Regions from separate parts of the Homo sapiens genome. Here region 1 is linked to region 2. Evidence: read pairs that join two places in POLR2A ChIA-PET (ENCODE). Cell type or tissue: GM12878. All regions are shown on one strand. Region 1 overlaps RBPMS2 (RNA binding protein, mRNA processing factor 2). Region 2 has its middle 31 kb from the start of ANKDD1A.

What was found. Peaks named below come from ENCODE experiments on the same cell type or tissue, not always from the same donor. Only the 100,000 strongest peaks of a DNase experiment are listed, where the experiment ranks them.
Region 1: POLR2A ChIA-PET joins it to region 2 with 6 read pairs; 4 of 35 experiments call an interaction of 5 or more read pairs at or near these places.

The regions. Positions count from the first base shown.
Region 1 is chr15:64,751,777-64,755,776 of GRCh38, reverse strand. The region is part of intron 1 of RBPMS2 (RNA binding protein, mRNA processing factor 2); the gene reads left to right. Among named protein-coding and RNA genes, the nearest start is that of MIR1272, 8.7 kb to the left of the region's middle. RefSeq lists enhancers at 822-1,001, 1,042-1,101. In GM12878, no CTCF peak of the experiment used is centred here; DNase peaks (open chromatin) are centred at 706, 1,836 and 2,156.
Region 2 is chr15:64,878,659-64,882,658 of GRCh38, reverse strand. No RefSeq gene overlaps it. Among named protein-coding and RNA genes, the nearest start is that of ANKDD1A, 31 kb to the left of the region's middle. In GM12878, no CTCF peak of the experiment used is centred here; no DNase peak of the experiment used is centred here; H3K27ac peaks cover 591 bases.

The DNA of each region.
Region 1 (4,000 bases), 130 kb after region 2:
CATGTGGCTGGTCAGCCTGCGGAGCCCACGCTTCCCCTGCTCCTGGTTTGCCAGTTTCCCCTTTTTCTGCCCTCCTCACTCTGGTGTGGCTGTCATCCTAAACAAGTGTCATACTGAGTGGATGGATGGCAGCACTTACCCACCCATGACGCTGATGAGGCTGCCCTGTGCCGCTCCCCCTGCCCTCACAAACAGCAGAGTCAGGGTGCCTGGTCTCAGGAGCCCTGCTCCTCCGTGAACTCAGCTGTGTGCCGTTGACAAATCACCAAGGCTTTCTGGGTCTCAGTCTCCCTGTCTGTACAAGGGGCTGGGCTTTAAGATGTCATCTGCTGGGGTGGCTGGAATCTAGTAGGAACCAAGGCGGGTGTTTGGGAATCACACTTGCTGTGATTTAGCCTCCCGGACTGCTCCCCACAGAGCATCTGTGCTCAGGCAGACGGGCCCACCAGCTCATCCGTGACTGCCTTGACCACCTGAGAGGTGGCCAGGGACAGGATGGGAGCTGTGGGGTAGCCTTTTGGACTCTATAGAACCTGAAAGATGGAACCCTGAGGAAAAGGGTCATCGGACCCAGAGGGAATCCTGGCTGGAAACGAGTCTTGAGCCAGGATAAGGAAACAGCCCCTACACTCACCCCACCCTACCCCAAGCGGAAACTCTGTGCTGAGAACTTGCTATTTAAGAGGCCTCTGGGGAGGTCTGGCCAGAAAGGAGCCATTTGAGGGAGGGTTTAAAATTAGCCTGGGTGAAATGTGTGGCCCCTGGGGAGAACTGAAGCAGAGGTTTCCGTGGGTCTGCTCTGGTCTGGGTCTTTGACCCAAATCATGTCCTGCTTTCCTGGGGAGGAAGGGGAGGAGAGAAGGGAGTGGTACCGATCTAGGTCCCTCCATCAGGACGCTGGTGGCTGCACTCTTGGCCCATCCTCTGGGGTGAGGTGTTGGAGGCAGACCCTGGGCTACCCAGAGGGCTTGGTGCTCGGGTCCTGTCGTCCTTTCCCAGCACCCAAAGCACCCATCACCTCTGCCAGGCTGGGCACGTAGTAGGAAGACTTGGGTTTTGGGTTTTTTTTTTTTGAGACGGAGTTTTGCTCTTGTTGCTCAGGCTGGAGTGCAGTGGGCCAGGCTGGGCATGTAGTAGGAAGACTTGGGTTTTGGGTTTTTTTTTTGAGACGGAGTTTTGCTCTTGTTGCCCAGGCTGGAGTGCAGTGGTGTGATCTCAGCTCACTGCAACCTCTGCCTCCCGATTCAAGTGATTCTCCTACCTCAGCATCCCTTGTAGCTGGGATTATAGGCATGCGCCACCACACCCAGCTAATTTTGTATTTTTTAGTAGAGACGGGGTTTCTCCATGTTGGTCAGGCTGGTCTTGAACTCCCAACCTCAAGTGATCCACCCACCTCGGCCTCTCAAAGTGCTGGGATTACAGGTGTAAGCCACCACGCCCAGCCTTTTTTTTCTTTTTTTCTGAGATGGAGTCTCACTCTGTCGCCCATGCTGGAGTGCAGTGGTGCGATCTTGGCTCACCACAACCTCTGCCTCCTGGGTTCTAGTGATTCTCTTGCCTCAGCCTCCGAAGTAGCTGGGACTGCAGGGATGGGCCACCACACCTGGCTAATTTTTTGTATTTTTAGTAGAGATGGGGTTTTACCACGTCGGCCAGGCTGGTCTCAAACTCTTGACCTCAAGTGATCCACCCGCCTCAGCCTTCCAAAGTGCTGGGGTTACAGGCATGAGCCACTGCACCTGGCCGAGGCCTGGGTTTTGAGTTCCAGGTCTGCTGCCTTTAAAGAACAAGCCATGTGACCTTGGACAAGTCACTTCTGCTTGGGGATTCACACGCACACCTCAAGGCCCTTACATCAAAGGGCAGAGAGGCCTGCTGGGCTCAGGTCAGGAGCTCGGTTTCACCCATCCTGGATCCTTGGCTATCCAGACCCCCAGATGCTGCCAACAACAAAGCAGGATTCGAGTGGTGTCTCCGTGGGACATGAGCTGCCAGGGCTGTGAGGTGTGAGGTGCCATCACCCCAACCCCGGGCACAGAGGCTGGTATAGTGGTGCCTCTACTGAGGGGAAGACGTGTCCCAAGGGAGAAGATGCGTCCCAAGCGGCCCGAGATTCTGCTGAATGGGCTTGGCAAAAGCTCACGTGAGGTTTGTCTTCACCATGGCTGAGAGTCAAAGTTTAAGAGACAAAGTTTGTCTTCACCGTGGCTGAGAGTCATTCTTGCGTGGGTGGGAGTGGTGACACCAGTAACCAGCAGCTATCCTGGCTGATTTCCTTTGACATTCTTGGCTCTGTTGAGTTCTCTGGGTGCATTGGGTGTAGTTTTACCTAACATTGCTCCAGCTTCCTGAGACAAGCCACTGATAAAAGCCATCGTCTCAGAAAGGCTGTTGTCTGGGGTCAGCGGGCCATCACTAGAGAGCGGAGCAAGTTCTTTGGTACCTCTCAAGAAGGGGATGTGGCCCACTGTAGGGCAACTTAATGCTTTCAAGAATGGCCGCGTGATGGGGTGAGGCATGTGAACTTCTAAAATCTGCAGCGGTGAGTTCAGAAGACCTGTGCTTGGCTTCGCAGGAGGAGATGTGGCCCAGAGCAGGAGTCAAGCGTGTAGGGACGCTCTGCTTGTTCACATTTTTCATTATTCAGGAAGCCACGGTTTCAAAAAATGTTTTGAATGGATCTAAGCTATGGAAAGTCTCCCCTTCCCCATCACAATTTTTGGCTGATCAGGGCTTGCTAGTTTAGCATCCGGTGCCAGCAGCGTTTAAATAGCAGCAGTGGCTACAGTCACAGGATGGACACCTAGTGTTTAGATCTGGCTTGTAACCATGTTGGGGGCAATGCTCAAAATTCACAGCATCAGCCGGGCACGGTGGCTCAATCCTGTCATCTCAGCACTTTGGGAGGCCGAGGTGGGCGGATCACTTGCGGTCAGGAGTTCGAGACCAGCGTGACCAATGTGGTGAAACCCCATCTCTACTAAAAATGCAAAGAATTAGCTGGGCATGGTGGTGCATGCATGTAATCCCAGCTACATGGGAGGCTGAGGCAGGAGAATCGCTTGAACCGGGGAGGCAGAGGTTGCAGTGAGCCGAGATGGCGCCACTGCACTCCAGTCCGGGTGACAGCAAAACTCCATCTCAAAAAAAAAAAAACTCACAGCATCAAATGCTTCACCTGAAGCTGGCAAGATCTTAGCGTGTTCTTCAAAACTCAGCATAATGGTTTTGACTGTTTACCCATTACCCTGTTCAGTCAACATTTAGTACCATCACCATGCTAAGAGCAGGCAGAGAGGCAGGAGTATAAGGTGTTTCTTGACATTGAAGGTCCCACATCTCGTGTAGGAGCAGGAGATGGATGAGAAAGTGCCGGGCCCTCTGTTGAAATCACTGCAGGGGATAGTGGGCATGGGACTCTGTTTCCTTTACATCTTTGCTCCTCCCCTCGACCAGACTGGAGGCTCTCTACCAGGAGGCCATGGGTATCATCTAGAAAACAGATACTTTTTTGTCTGAGGGGCCAGTGGTGCAATGGATTAAAAAAATAGATACATTTTTACATGTACATTTTTGGGGGGTCAGGCACTGCAGCTTTCTTCAGATTTTTAGAGGAGGCTTTGGTTTGAAAAGGCATACCGATTAGCATGGCGTGGTGGTGTACCCCAGTAATCCCAGCTACTCAGGAGGCTGAGGCAGGAGAATCTCTTGAACCCAGGAGGTGGAGGTTGCAGTGAGCTGAGATCACGCCACTGCAGTTTAGCCTGGGCAACAGAGTAAGACTCTGTCTCAAAAAAAAAAAAGAAAAAAAAAAAGGCATGCTGGGCTGGGTTTGTACCCTTATCAAACAGGGCTTTCTTTTTGCCTCTGTTCACCAGCAGACTCAGTCTGTGTGCAGAGGCATCCGGCAGACGCAGCACGATGCCTCTGGGATGTACCCAGAGAAAGGAAAGGGCTTTGAGAAATTGAGTGCTGTGAAACAATGTTAATTTGCCTT
Region 2 (4,000 bases):
CTGTCTGTGGGCCTAGGTTTTCTGTCTGTTACAGCTCTGCAGTAATTCCCAACTCAACAGGGTCTTATGAGGATTCATGGGCTCACAAGACACAGAAATGCCTACATTTATGTTGGGGAGTAAAGTGCCCAGCTGTGGCACTGCCACCCAGCCCAGCACATATCTAGGTTTCCGGAGTGTCTGTCTCCCCACTGGGCTGACTCTTGCAGAAGAGAGTCACATGCTGAGACCTGTGGGTGTTCACTCTGCACAGTGGCTAAACGAAGGGAGGGAGGGCAGTGTACCCGCAATCATCATTCCAGAGCTCATGCTGTGTCAGGGCCAGATGCCTGGTAAGTTCCCTTTCTGCCTGTGAGGCTGTGATAGTGTGTCTATGTTTGTGATGTTTTCAGATATTTCACTTAGTTTTCCCCTGTGGGGGTCACAGAATATTCCAGCCCTGGCCAGCCGTTGCCCCAGTGTCTGGGAGTGTTTCATCAGTGTCCTTTGCCCTTCTTTGGTGCCAGTCAGTTTGGTTCAAATCCCAGCTCTGAAATGCACTAGCTATAACCTTGGGCAAGTCACTCAACCACTCTAGTTAGATATACGTTCAGCTTGACATGAACATGTCAAATTGTTTTCTAAAGTAGTTGTGCCAATTTTTACTCCCAAAAACTGAGCAAAAGAGAGCTCATGGTCCATATCCTTTGTCCCCTTTGTACTGTCAAAGTGTTTAACTTTTTTTTTTTTGAGACAGATTTTTGCTCTTCTCACCCAGGCTGGAGTGCAATGGCACGATCTCAGCCTACTGCAACCTCTCCCTCCCGGGTTCAAGCTATTCTCCTGCCTCAGCCTCCTGAGTAGCTGGGATTACAGGTGCACACCACCATGCCCGGCTAATTTTTGTATTTTTAGTAAAGACAGGGTTTCACCATGTTGGCCAGGCTGGTCTCAAACTCCTGACCTCAGGTGACCCACCTGCCTCGGCCTCCCAAAGTGCTGGGATTACAGGCGTGAGCCACTGCACCCATCCCAAAGTGTTTAACTTTTGCCAACCAATGGATGTAAAATGATATTCACTATGGGGCTTATCTGCATTTCTCTGAATGTTAAGGAAGTTAAACATGTCTTCATGTTTATTAGCCAGACATGTTTTCTCTTCAGTGAAATGCCTATTCATATCTTTTGTTAATTTTCCTATTATAATTTTTAGCTTTTTGTTAATTGATTTGTAAAGAGTTTGCTCTGTCACGTAGGCAGGAGTACAGTGGTGAGATCATAGCTCACTGTAGCCTCGAACTCTCAGACTCAAGTGATCCTCCTGCCTTACCTTTTCGAGTAGCTAGGACTGCAGGCTCAAACCACCATGCCTGGGTTTGGGGGCTTTTTTTTTTTTTTTTGACACAGGGACTCGCTCTGTCACCCAGGCTGGAGTACGATGGCACAATCATGGCTGAGTGCAGCCTCGACTTTCCGGGCTCAAGTGATCCTCCCTCAGCCTCCCGAGTAGCTGGAACCACAAGCACGTGCCATCACGCCCAGCTAATTTTTGTATTTCTTGTAGAGATGACGTTTTGCTGTGTTACCCAGGCTGGTCTTGAATTCCTGGCTTCAAATGATCCTCCCACTTTGGCCTCCCAAAGTTCTGGGATTACAGGTATAGGCCACTGTGCCTGGCCTAAAGGTTTTAACTTTAACTTTTTGAGTTATTGATCCATCTAGAGTTGATTTTTTGTGGATAGTGTGAGGTAAAGATTTCTTTTTTCTTTTTCGAACGGGTAACCAAATTTCTAACTCTATTTATTGAATAGTCTAGGGCCACTTTTTAAAAATTTTCTGGAGCCAATCTTAACTGGGTCTTGAGGGGACAGGAGGAGGGTCTAGCTGAAATTTGACTGACACAGAATTCCCTATTAGACTGACCAAGGACTACCTGGGTCACATTCAATGAGTCTAGAGACAAAAGTAGTTCCCACCTGCCTCCGAGCTCAGCACTATTTTTATTTATTTATTTGTTTATTTATTTATTTTTTGAGACGGAGTCTCGCTCTGTTGCCCAGGCTGGAGTGCAGTGGCACGATCTCGGCTCACTGCAAGCTCCGCCTCCCAGGTTCACGCCATTCTCCTGCCTCAGCCTCCCAAGTAGCTGGGACTACAGGTACCCATCACCACGCCCGGCTAATTTTTTGTATTTTTAGTAGAGATGGGGTTTCACCATGTTAGCCAGGATGGTCTTGATCTTCTGACCTCATGATCTGCCTGCCTCGGCCTCCCAAAGTGCTGGGATTACAGGCGTGAGCCACCGCGCCCGGCCTATTTATTTGTTTATTTGAGACGGAGTTTCGCTCTTGTTGCCTAGGCTGGAGTGCAATGGCGCGATCTTGGCTCACTATAACCTCTGCCTCCCGGGTTCAAGTGATTCTCCTGCCTCAGCCTCCCAAGTAGCTGGATTACAGGCATGAGCCACCGCGCCTGGCCTGACTATTTTATTAATAGATGTAACTTATGTGTATGGCAAATAATAATAATTCAGATAGTACTGAAAAGTATCCAATTGTTGGTTGGGCGAAGTCACTCACACCTGTAATCTCTGCACTTTGGGAGGCCAAGGTGGGTAGATCGCTTGAGCTCAAGAGTTTAAGACCAGCCTGGGCAACTTTTATAGAGACTCCATCTCTACAAAAAATACAATAAATTAGATGAATGTGGTGGCATTTGCCTATTGTCCCAGCTACTCAGGAGGCTAAGGTGGGAGGATCGATTGAGCCTGGGAAGTGGAGGCTGCAGTGAGCAGTGATGGTGCACTGCACTCCAGCCTGGGCAACAGATACCTTTTCTCAAAGAAAAAAGAAAAGAAGAAAGAAAAGTATCCAATTAAAAATTAAATTATCCTACCTCCAGAACCACTACCCAGAAGTAACTATGTTAATAGTGAATGATTTTTATATCCATGTAGTGTAGGAAACTAAAAAAAAAAAAAAAAAAAAAAAAAAAGTGAATAATTTTTCACTGCTGTGAATCCTCTCCCTGACTGTAAATAACACACTCATGCTCTATTTTTTTATTTAGCATTTCTAGAGTAACTCTAGTTATTCTCTGCTGGAAAAGTTTGTTTCCTTTCATCTACCCCATCTCTCCTCCCTCCTCACCTTATTCCCAATACTCGGTCTTTTAAAAAATAATGTTAGGCCAGGCACAGTGGCTCACGCCTATAATCCCAGCACTTTGGGAGGCCGAGGGTGGGTGGATCACCTGAGGTCAGGTGGATTACAGACGTGAGCCACCGCGCCTGGCCTGACTATTTTATTAATAGATTTAACTTATGTGTATGGCAAATAATAATAATTCAAATAGTACTGAAAAGTATCCAATTGTTGGTTGGGCGAAGTTACTCACACCTGTAATCTCTGCACTTTGGGAGGCCAAGGTGTGTAGATCGCTGGTTCAAGACCAGCCTGGTCAACATGGCGAAACCCAGTCTCTACTAAAAACACAAAAATTAGCCGGGCGTGGTGACACGCACCTGTAATCCCAGCTACTTGGGAGCCTGAGGCAGGAGACTCGCTTGAACCCGGGAGGCGGAGGTTGCAGTGAGCCGAGACTGCGCCACTGCACTCCAGCCTGGGCAACAGAGTGAGACTCTGTCTCAAAAATAATGATAATAATAATGTTAAATGTTCTGCCAAATCCTGAAGCTGCTGCCACAGCTGTATTTCAGGAAGCCCAGCCTGTGAGGATGCCGTCCCCCCTCCGCAGGAAGACGTCAGACAGGACACTTTCCATCACCCTGCTTCCTGATTCCAGGCATCGATGCTGAGCTGGACAGAAGGAAAACAGCCTTTTGGTGTCTGAGACAACAGCACAAATGACAGGACTGGCCTTCTTTCCTGAATGGGAAGAGGGTGGGGAGAAGAATGCTGCAGTGACCCGAGCTTGTTGATGCCCTGCCACAGGCACCCCAGGTGGCCTTGGGCAAGTCCCTTCTCTTGCCTCTCCACCTGTAAAGTGTAGGTTACTGGGG